Linked DNA regions of Homo sapiens: region 2 is linked to region 1. A link is a loop called in an ENCODE intact Hi-C map of the cell type or tissue named here. Cell type or tissue: PC-9. All regions are shown on one strand. Each heading gives the region's core, and the rest is flanking DNA. Links, peaks and the distances in the headings are about the cores only.

The links. A loop is a pair of places that touch in the nucleus more often than their neighbours do. Peaks named below come from ENCODE experiments on the same cell type or tissue, not always from the same donor. Only the 100,000 strongest peaks of a DNase experiment are listed, where the experiment ranks them.
Region 2: a loop joins it to region 1, with 5 times the contacts of the local background. A loop is called at or near these places in 6 of 110 quality-filtered maps.

What each region holds. Positions count from the first base shown.
Region 1 is chr3:86,771,675-86,776,086 of GRCh38, reverse strand. No RefSeq gene overlaps it. Among named protein-coding and RNA genes, the nearest start is that of VGLL3, 220 kb to the left of the region's middle. In PC-9, for the core only: a CTCF peak has its summit at 1,805 (motif pointing left); a DNase peak (open chromatin) is centred at 1,806.
Region 2 is chr3:87,502,344-87,506,755 of GRCh38, reverse strand. No RefSeq gene overlaps it. Among named protein-coding and RNA genes, the nearest start is that of POU1F1, 230 kb to the right of the region's middle. In PC-9, for the core only: a CTCF peak has its summit at 2,656 (motif pointing right); a DNase peak (open chromatin) is centred at 2,665.

The DNA of each region.
Region 1 (4,412 bases), core at 99-4,098:
TATTTATTCAATGCCTATATAATAAGAATCTCCAGACATTTAAAATGTTTCAGATACTGTCCCTGTCCATAAAGTGTTTACCCTCTTTCGATGAGAAAAATACTTTGAAAATATTTATTTTTTAAATATATTACTAGTAACATCAAAGGTATAGCAGAGAAAGTAAAATCTCATAAGACTTCAAAATGTTGCCTATATACTGTGTGCTATCATAATTGCAAACAGGTTTTAGTGTTTTGTAAGCACAGCTATGAAAATAATTTACCTACCTGAAGTGAGCATATCAGTCACAGAATTAAAGACTTAAAGAGTTAAACTTATTTATCTGTTTTTGTTGCTTGGGATTGTAGATATTTTAGCAAATAATAACATGTTTTAGAAAATACAGAAATGAATTCCAAATTTCTGCCCAGCAACTCAGCAATGAGAATCTTCCTTATGTCCAGTCTGCTTTATTTATGCTAAGTCAATGTGCCAATGTTTTTTTAAAAATTCCCAAAGAGTTCAGAAAAACAGAACAATCCGTATCCCTTTGCCCCACCAAGTAATTCTAAATCATAACTTTCTGATTCTTCGAGATCTTATCCCTATTTTCCAACTCATTCATTCAAACAACAAATGAGGAGAGGTGGAGAGGGAATGAAGGAAGATAAATAATAGGTGATAAATTTGGGGAGGAAAAGTAAGAAATGAAAAGACCAATCAGGTAGGATGGAACGTAGGAACACTGTAAAAATTCAACCTGAAAGTAAACAAGTAAGCTTATAATAGTCTAAAACTGAGTAAAAAATTTCTATCCATACACCTACTATGTACCCACAAAAATTAAAAATTAAAAAATTGTAAAAAGTTCCGTTCGAGCTTCTCTAAACCTGGCAACTAAAAAAAAAAAAATCAATTACATATTAATGAAGTCATTCTCCTCTCCTTCATTAGAATTTTAGGTCACTAAACTCTTTTCACTTATTAATTGGCATCAGTATGTTGATTTACTAAGGATCACAGAGTATATCCGCTGTGGAAGCAAAACCGGACCTGACATTTGCTAGCTCAGTCTGCTGCTTTCACATATTTTTTTGTTAGAAAAAAAAAAAACTGTCTCTCTTTGCGAGAGTAAAGACGAAGAATTATCAGAGAAAATATGCTATTATTTTACCAAATTCATCAACTATAGAAAGTAGAAGCATTCCTTCAAATATCAGTAGCTGTTTGAAACTTTTGATTAATCAGTAACCCTACAAAAATAATATGAATATGAATAAAGATAATTTAGAAGACACCTATGAGTAGCAAATTACATTGATTATAAAATATAGTAATTTAAATACAGTCATATATGTAATGATATAAAAGTAAAATGTTAGAGTTTATGAATATAAGTTATATTGAATTATTCTTAGCTAGAAAAATTTTAAATTAAGACTTTATCACAAAAGAAAATGTGAATGTAGGATGTCATAGGATTAGTTTACATTTTGCTTTTTCCTAAAGTATTATTCTATATAGGGTATAAAATTTGCCAGTGCATACACACTCATGTACACACATAGTGTTTACATATCGGAAATGTATTATATATTTCATATATGTATATATCACAAAGAATAAAATATTTCCTGTTAAAATGTATTTGGTAAAAATCTTTATAAAACATGTTTTCATAATAACTAAAAGCATACTGAGACCGAACACAATTTTATATATAAAATGTAATTCAAGAAAGACTTTTAAGTGCACTATAAATACATTTTAATACATGAGTATGTAATGGAAATTTTCTGATCTTTCTCTGCCACCTAGTGGTATACTCGACAGTTTGTCTTTTTTAAAAGGCTAGTGCAAAACTTATTGAATTGGAATTTACATATTGGAATTACAGACTCAGTCATTTAATACATATGAAGTTATGAGTAAACAGAAACAGAAATGCAGTGTATGCATTGTATGGTATTCATATATTACCTTGTCAATTACAAGGTTTTCCAAGGCTTGCTTTGCTATTTACAAAATGTAAAACTTCAAGGTTAGAACGAACAGGATAGAGCTGTTGCCGTAAGGCATAATCTTCCAAATCAGGTTCCAAAGGAACTGTCAAATGTTATGTGAAGTTTTAAAAGTCTAACTAGCTATCATGTACTGTTTAAGTATTTGTAATCATGTAGGAATTTCTCAAGCACTTGTATGTACACTGGTTCACTTAGTTATGTCACATAAATTAAAATGTATATGATGTATTTGTTGTCAATACTAACTTTAGAAATTAATTACCTATAAAAGCAGAAAAATATATTGAAGTTATTTGGATAGAATGATAATTAGACAAACAAAAATAATTATTGGTTGCACATTCATGCTCTTCTGTGTGGTAGAGAGTCTATTTTCTTGAATGAAGGAGAGGTTTGCGAGAGCAGATACATGTAGTTTCAAAATAAATGATAAATACAGAAAGCCATACATTTCTAAAATAAAACACTCAAAATGAAAAGTTCAGGTGTGTGTTATTTAAAATGCTCATTATACTCAAGGACAATATTGATAAGTTAATATCTTTCCTTTGAAATATTTGCTTAGTAAAAAGAGCTTGTTATCAGCCTCCCGCTGCCCCTGTCTTCATCCACCTGCTGGGAGATGCACGTGCTTTTGTGAGGGAAGGCTGGTGTATATGAAAAACTTACTGGGTCTTTATAATTATCTGTAGCTAAGAGAAGCAACTTTTTCATATAGTGAGAATTGACTAATGCAAAGATTAAAATGTCCTGGTACCTGGACACAATTAATATTACATATTATAGAAAGGGAAGTGATTTATTATAAAATGAACGAAAACATATGACTTATTTGTCTTAAAATTAACATTAATAGAAAGGAATGAATATCATTTTTTTTCTTTGAGAAAGGTCAATGTACCTTTGCACCTGTTTCTGTACTCTTAATCTGGGAAATGACTATTCTATAAGATTAGCATTCATAATTAATTTCTAACCCTGTTATATTGTTACAGGATCATTGGGGTGTCATTTTTCTGGTCGGAAACCTCTGTGGGTGGCATTGTTGCCCTAGTTGCCCTAGTAGCTCGGGCCTACTGGGCTTGTTTTACCTGCTTGTCCTGGCAATCTGCACTCAGCTCACACTACCAGCCTGGGTCCCATACTTGCCAAGCGTGATTCAGGTGTGGAACAGCAAAGGGTGTGTGAATGAATGTGGGGTCTAGCCACTGAGCACAATCAGATGTGACAGCTACCACAGCGGGACAGGCAGCTCCAGGTGCTGGCTTGAGATGCCAGGAACTGCAGAGCCCCAAAGAGTCACCGCCCTGGCTACAGAAGCTTCCAGGTCTGGGATTTCTGAAGGGCCTCAGTTCTTCTTTACTCTTCAGCAGCAGTGTGTCGAGCAAGGGACATGTTTCAGCCCTGTTTGTGTTACAGCTCTTTTAGCCCCACCATTTGACAGATCCAGAGTTCTTCTCCTACCACCATGAAGAATGAGATATGGAAACAAGTGGGACTATGAGCAAGATGAATAGGAGCTTTATTGAGTGATATAACAGCTAAGTCTCCTGCAGGGGGGCAGCTCCTTTCCACAGCCATGCAGCCACAGTGTCCAGATGAGTGTTCAGCTCCTAGCAGAGAGGAGGCCCTGGAGTGGGAAGCTTCTCTCTGCAGGGAGGTTGTCCTGTCTCCCCAGCTCTCAGCAGAGAGGAGGCCCTGGAGTGGACTGTTCCTCTCTGCAGCTAGTTGTTCTGATGTCTGTTCTGCTCTGTCTGAGCCCTGGGGTTATATGGGCCTCAGATGAGAGGAAGTGTGTGCTGATTGGTCCATGGGTGGCCATGGGTGGCCCGGAAAAGGCACCACATGCACTTACTCCAGTCTGCATGACTGGCAGCCTGACTGCCAGCCTTCAGGCCTTCCCTGGCCTGAAGGTGAGGCCTCACTGGGGACTGCCCCCTTCCACCCAGGAGCTTGTCTGTCTCCTGCTGCCATCTATGGTGCCCAGGCTGCTCATGCAAAGGGGCATCTGTAGGCCAGCACAGGGCTGTCCTTAGTCTCCCTTGGCCTCCCTCACATGCCTGTTGGCGCCCGAAGTCCAGAGGGGCTCGAGGCAGCAGGGGCCTTGTGTCTCAGCATTGTCCCAAGTGTGTGCATCCCTGGCCAGGCTGCAACAGTGCCCAGGCTTGGCCCCACATTGCTCCAAGACTGGAGTGGATGCTGACAGTGGGGAGAAGCCAGACAGTGGGAGCAGGTACTTCCAAGCCTGCAAGGGCAGGAGGGGTCTTCCTGAGACCCCAAGAGTGCAGGGATGCATGGATGCACAGCTGTGGTTTGGGTGGCTGCAGCTGTGCCTGGGAGGATGGGGCTCCTGCCTGCTCTGTGGAGCATGCTGTCCTGACCAATGCCTTCCTGCTGCAGCCGGCG
Region 2 (4,412 bases), core at 273-4,272, 730 kb before region 1:
GCTAAGAAAATAAGATAGTATTTTTTACATTTTAGTCTTCTTCTTAGTATTTTCCTTTAACATTGATACTTCATTATAGACACAAGTGCTCTCCAAACATTAGCAATGTATATAGTATGTTAGATCTGCCATTCCTTTTCATAAAGAGGTATGGTCATTTAAATCAGAGTATTCACATAAAGTTGAGTTTAAAAAAATAAAACTAAATTTTAATTTGGTAAATATAAACTTTCTTAGAATTTCTAATTTTACATTAAAAAGCCAAATAAAGAGTTATGTAATTTTTCAGATAATAGGGATGCCTAATCAATTTTTTAAAATTATGTGTACTGCATATCTTAGCCCTTGATTTTCTATTTACTGTTTTTAAACTATTTGCAATTACCATTAATCTAGTTTATGCAAAGTTAAAAAGACTTGTCAAAAATGAAAAGAAAATTCTGATATGGAAATCATAGTCCTTGAGTATACAGACTAAAAAACAAACTAACTAAAACCATAATGAAATGTTAACAAAATATATACATTTAAAAAAGAATTGCCATCAGAGAACATAGCGAGTCTTAGACTCTCCAAGAATTGTTTGTGTCACCATCCATTGACCAATTTTAACTGCCAAATTAGGCCAAAATACAGTGCAAATGATCTTTGCTGATTTTTATCAGGCTTTGGCTTGATTAAAATAGTGTTATGTATGATAACAGAGCTAAGAATCTCACAGAGAGAACAGAAGTCTCCTGCATGAGACTGTCAAAGTAATTTGAGATATTTTTTGACTTTGGGTTCTGATCTCCCAGTATTAGATCCTCACTTGTTTTGAATCCTGGTATCTGTACTACGAAATTTAATATGTGGCAGTGTGAAAATTGTGAAATCAAATTCAAGGTCACCAATAGACAATACTACTATAAAACATAGTAAGTTCTGACCAAGGAATAGTCAAATGAAACAAAACATTATCTTCACAACTTTTCTGTAAGTTGGAGCAGAACTTTATAAAGAACACCAATCTTCATCTGAGGACTGAAAAATCCAAAACTGCTGTATTTTTAATAAAACTGTCCCCATGTGATATTACTCTTTGGAAATCTCAAAACTAAGAATGGTCTTGTTTTTCCTATCTGCCATGAATCACCAGAGATATGTTTCATCTTAGAAATTTCACTCTCCAAAGTGAACCTCCTTCTGTAACACACAAACTTGATTTGGAAAACAAACTTAATTGCAAAGCACCAATTTGTCTTCAATATTCATTATCTGTGAGTCTTTATTACTGTCCTAGAAAATTATATAACAATTTTCTTTTAATTATCTTCCTGAGGATACACCTCATTTCCTGATGACAATTGGAAAACATCCAAATGGCGACCAGCCATAATTATGATATGTTACTTAATCAGAAGCTTCAGTAGCTATTCACAGTCACTATGTTTATTAACTTCAGTTTCAAATCATGACATTATTCTAAACTTGTTCATAAAGTATTAAGACATACCATAGATATGTAAAATTTGATGAATTTATTTAAGGGTTTTGTAAAAAATTGTTTTGTAAAATTGTCTTTCATTGACTCCGGTTATGTGGAATAATTAATATATACATAAAATATACACACATAGATATAAGGAAGGAGTCAGGTATTTTTATTCTTATAAAATGTGTTATGGTAAACAAACATGTAATTGGTTCAAGAAGAAAGGCCTCCGCCAGACACTGAAGATTTCTGTGACAGAAAAGAAATACAAAAGGAATGATGGATAAGAAAAGTGATAGGACATTTAGAAAAAGAAAATAAGGGCTCATGCCTGTAATCCCAGCACTTTGGAACCAACCCAAATGTCCAACAATGATAGACTGGATTAAGAAAATGTGGCACATATACACCATGGAATACTATGCAGCCATAAAAAATGATGAGTTCATGTCCTTTGTAGGGACATGGATGAAATTGGAAATCATTCTCAGTAAACTATCGCAAGAACAAAAAACCAAACACCGCATATTCTCACTCACAGGTGGGAATTGAACAATGAGAACACACGGACACAGGAAGGGGAACATCACACTCTGGGGCCTGTCGTGGGGTGGGGGAAGGGGGAGGGATAGCATTGGGAGATATACCTAATGCTAGATGACGAGTTAGTGGGTGCAGCACACCAGCATGGCACATGTATACATATGTAAGTAACCTGCACATTGTGCACATGTACCCTAAAACTTAAAGTATAATAATAAAAAAAAATAATTTAAAAAAACATAAAAAAAAAAAAGAAAAGAAAATAAGGATTTCTCCTCTTTGAGAACCTGGAGATTCTGCATGTGATTGCGGGTTTTGCAAGAAGGGAAAGATGTGGGACGATTGCCCAGAAGCCAACAAAGCACTTTTCAAGTCTTAGAGCATCAAACCGTATTGTTTCTTAGGCTTGTGTATTAGCACACATGGCGTGGTCAAGGAGAAGCCTAGACAGAATTATAGTCACATCTCCGGGAGTCATAAGAAAGATTTTGTCATGCACAAGAGAAAAGGGACATTTTATTATCATTTTTTATACCAAACCCATTTATTGAGTAAGCACTTAATAAATGTGAGCGAGCAGTTCCTATCAATGGTGACGTCATTAAAAAGATTGCTGGATTAAGTGCAGCTATTGGATGCTTCCAGCAGGGGGAAGCAGACCTCTTTATAGTTAGAGTGACTGATTTCAAAGATGGCCCATTTGCAACTAACAATTACCAAGGAGTTGGTTTGTTGATATTCCAGAGTTGAGATCACCAAAACATGACGATACTAGTCTATCTGCTTAATCATCCTTCATCTGTAAACATTTATTCCTTCAAACTGCATTTTTTAAGTAAATCTGATGGAGGCAATAAATATTTTAGAATCACCACATGAAGATACACAAAGTATTTTATATATTATATACATTGGTAAATGGATTACTCTCCTTTAGTCCATAACACAACTTCAATTAATGATTTATATTCTGGACTGCATATTGAATATGGAGGCTAGAATCATAGACTACTAGGCAGGAATCTTCAAAAGTTGAGCATAGTTGCAGACAGGTTGGAAGTGCGAGCCATGCATTCACAACTTTGTATTCCTACTTAGCTATGACTATGCCCTTGATTTTTCTTTGTCCTGTCCAACTGCAAGGAAGAGAGCTAGCAAAGGTTTTCTAATAATATTTATTCAGAATTCTAAACTTATCAACATGCCAACTCAGACAATTGAAACTGCTCCTATGCACATGCCCTTGTCTTGCTCTGCTAGTCTGAGTTTCTCGCAAGGTAAACTGAGAACAGCCAGAATTTCTGGATTTCTTCCAGAAACTCAATCTCTTTGCTTCCAAGTCTGACACCCCAGCTTAAAGTTAGAATTATGAATAAATAAATATTAGTAGCACCTTTTGGAGTCATGATGAACTCATAACACAAAACTCAAACTCTCAAAATTAATTACTTTGTAGTTTCCCAGGTACCTTTCTGTGAACAATGCCTATCATACATCATTTATATATAGAAAATGTTTGTCATTATAATTGTTTTGCTTGCTAATTTGTTCTTTTTGGTTTATAAGGCTGAAAGTTTGGACTCTATTTGAAAAGCAAAAAAACAATGAACAATTTTTTAGGAATAGTGGATGTGCTATTGATACGGAATTTTAAGCTTTATGTGTGTGTATGTATGTGTAAGAGACACACACACACACAGAGAATGTGATATATATACATATATATGTATATATATAATCTTTTGATACCACAAAGTTCAGAGCAAAAATTTTTAGACTGCAGCCAATGGTTTAGATGTCTAAAGGGAGGTAGCACGTCCATATTTGGATGGGAGGTGAGGCAGACATGCTTGAAGATGCAGGGATGATGCGTAGCAATACAGGAGAGGGGATCACACAAAAGCTGAGAGAGGAGGTTTGAGATGAGAGCTGCAGGACTGCTATGTACAGTTATGCACAGTGTCCATTGTACAACTCCGGGAGGACAGTGAATACCAATTCCAGTGAGTTGTGCCCTTGGAATTGTGTGGTATACAATACACAAATCTATTGACCATGTATGGTAGTCTTACACGTGACAAGTGACAAAAAACACAGGAAGCTCCTCAAAAATATTTATGAGGTGGCTGGATTATGTAACATCATGCCTAATAAGAACCTAGAATATTTAGTTTAGATAACAACAGAAAGGATGACCACAGAATACTGGAAATTTCAGAGTGGAGAGATACTCTTATAGTTTAAATAAATATCTTTTAAAAAACCACTGAAAACTTACTTTGCTTATTGCCCTATCAACTAAGCTTTTCCCTTTGTATGCTACTTTGCAATTCTGTGATCAGAACTAATCTTAATTTTCCATTCCCTTGATGAAAAAAATAACCTATTAGTTTCA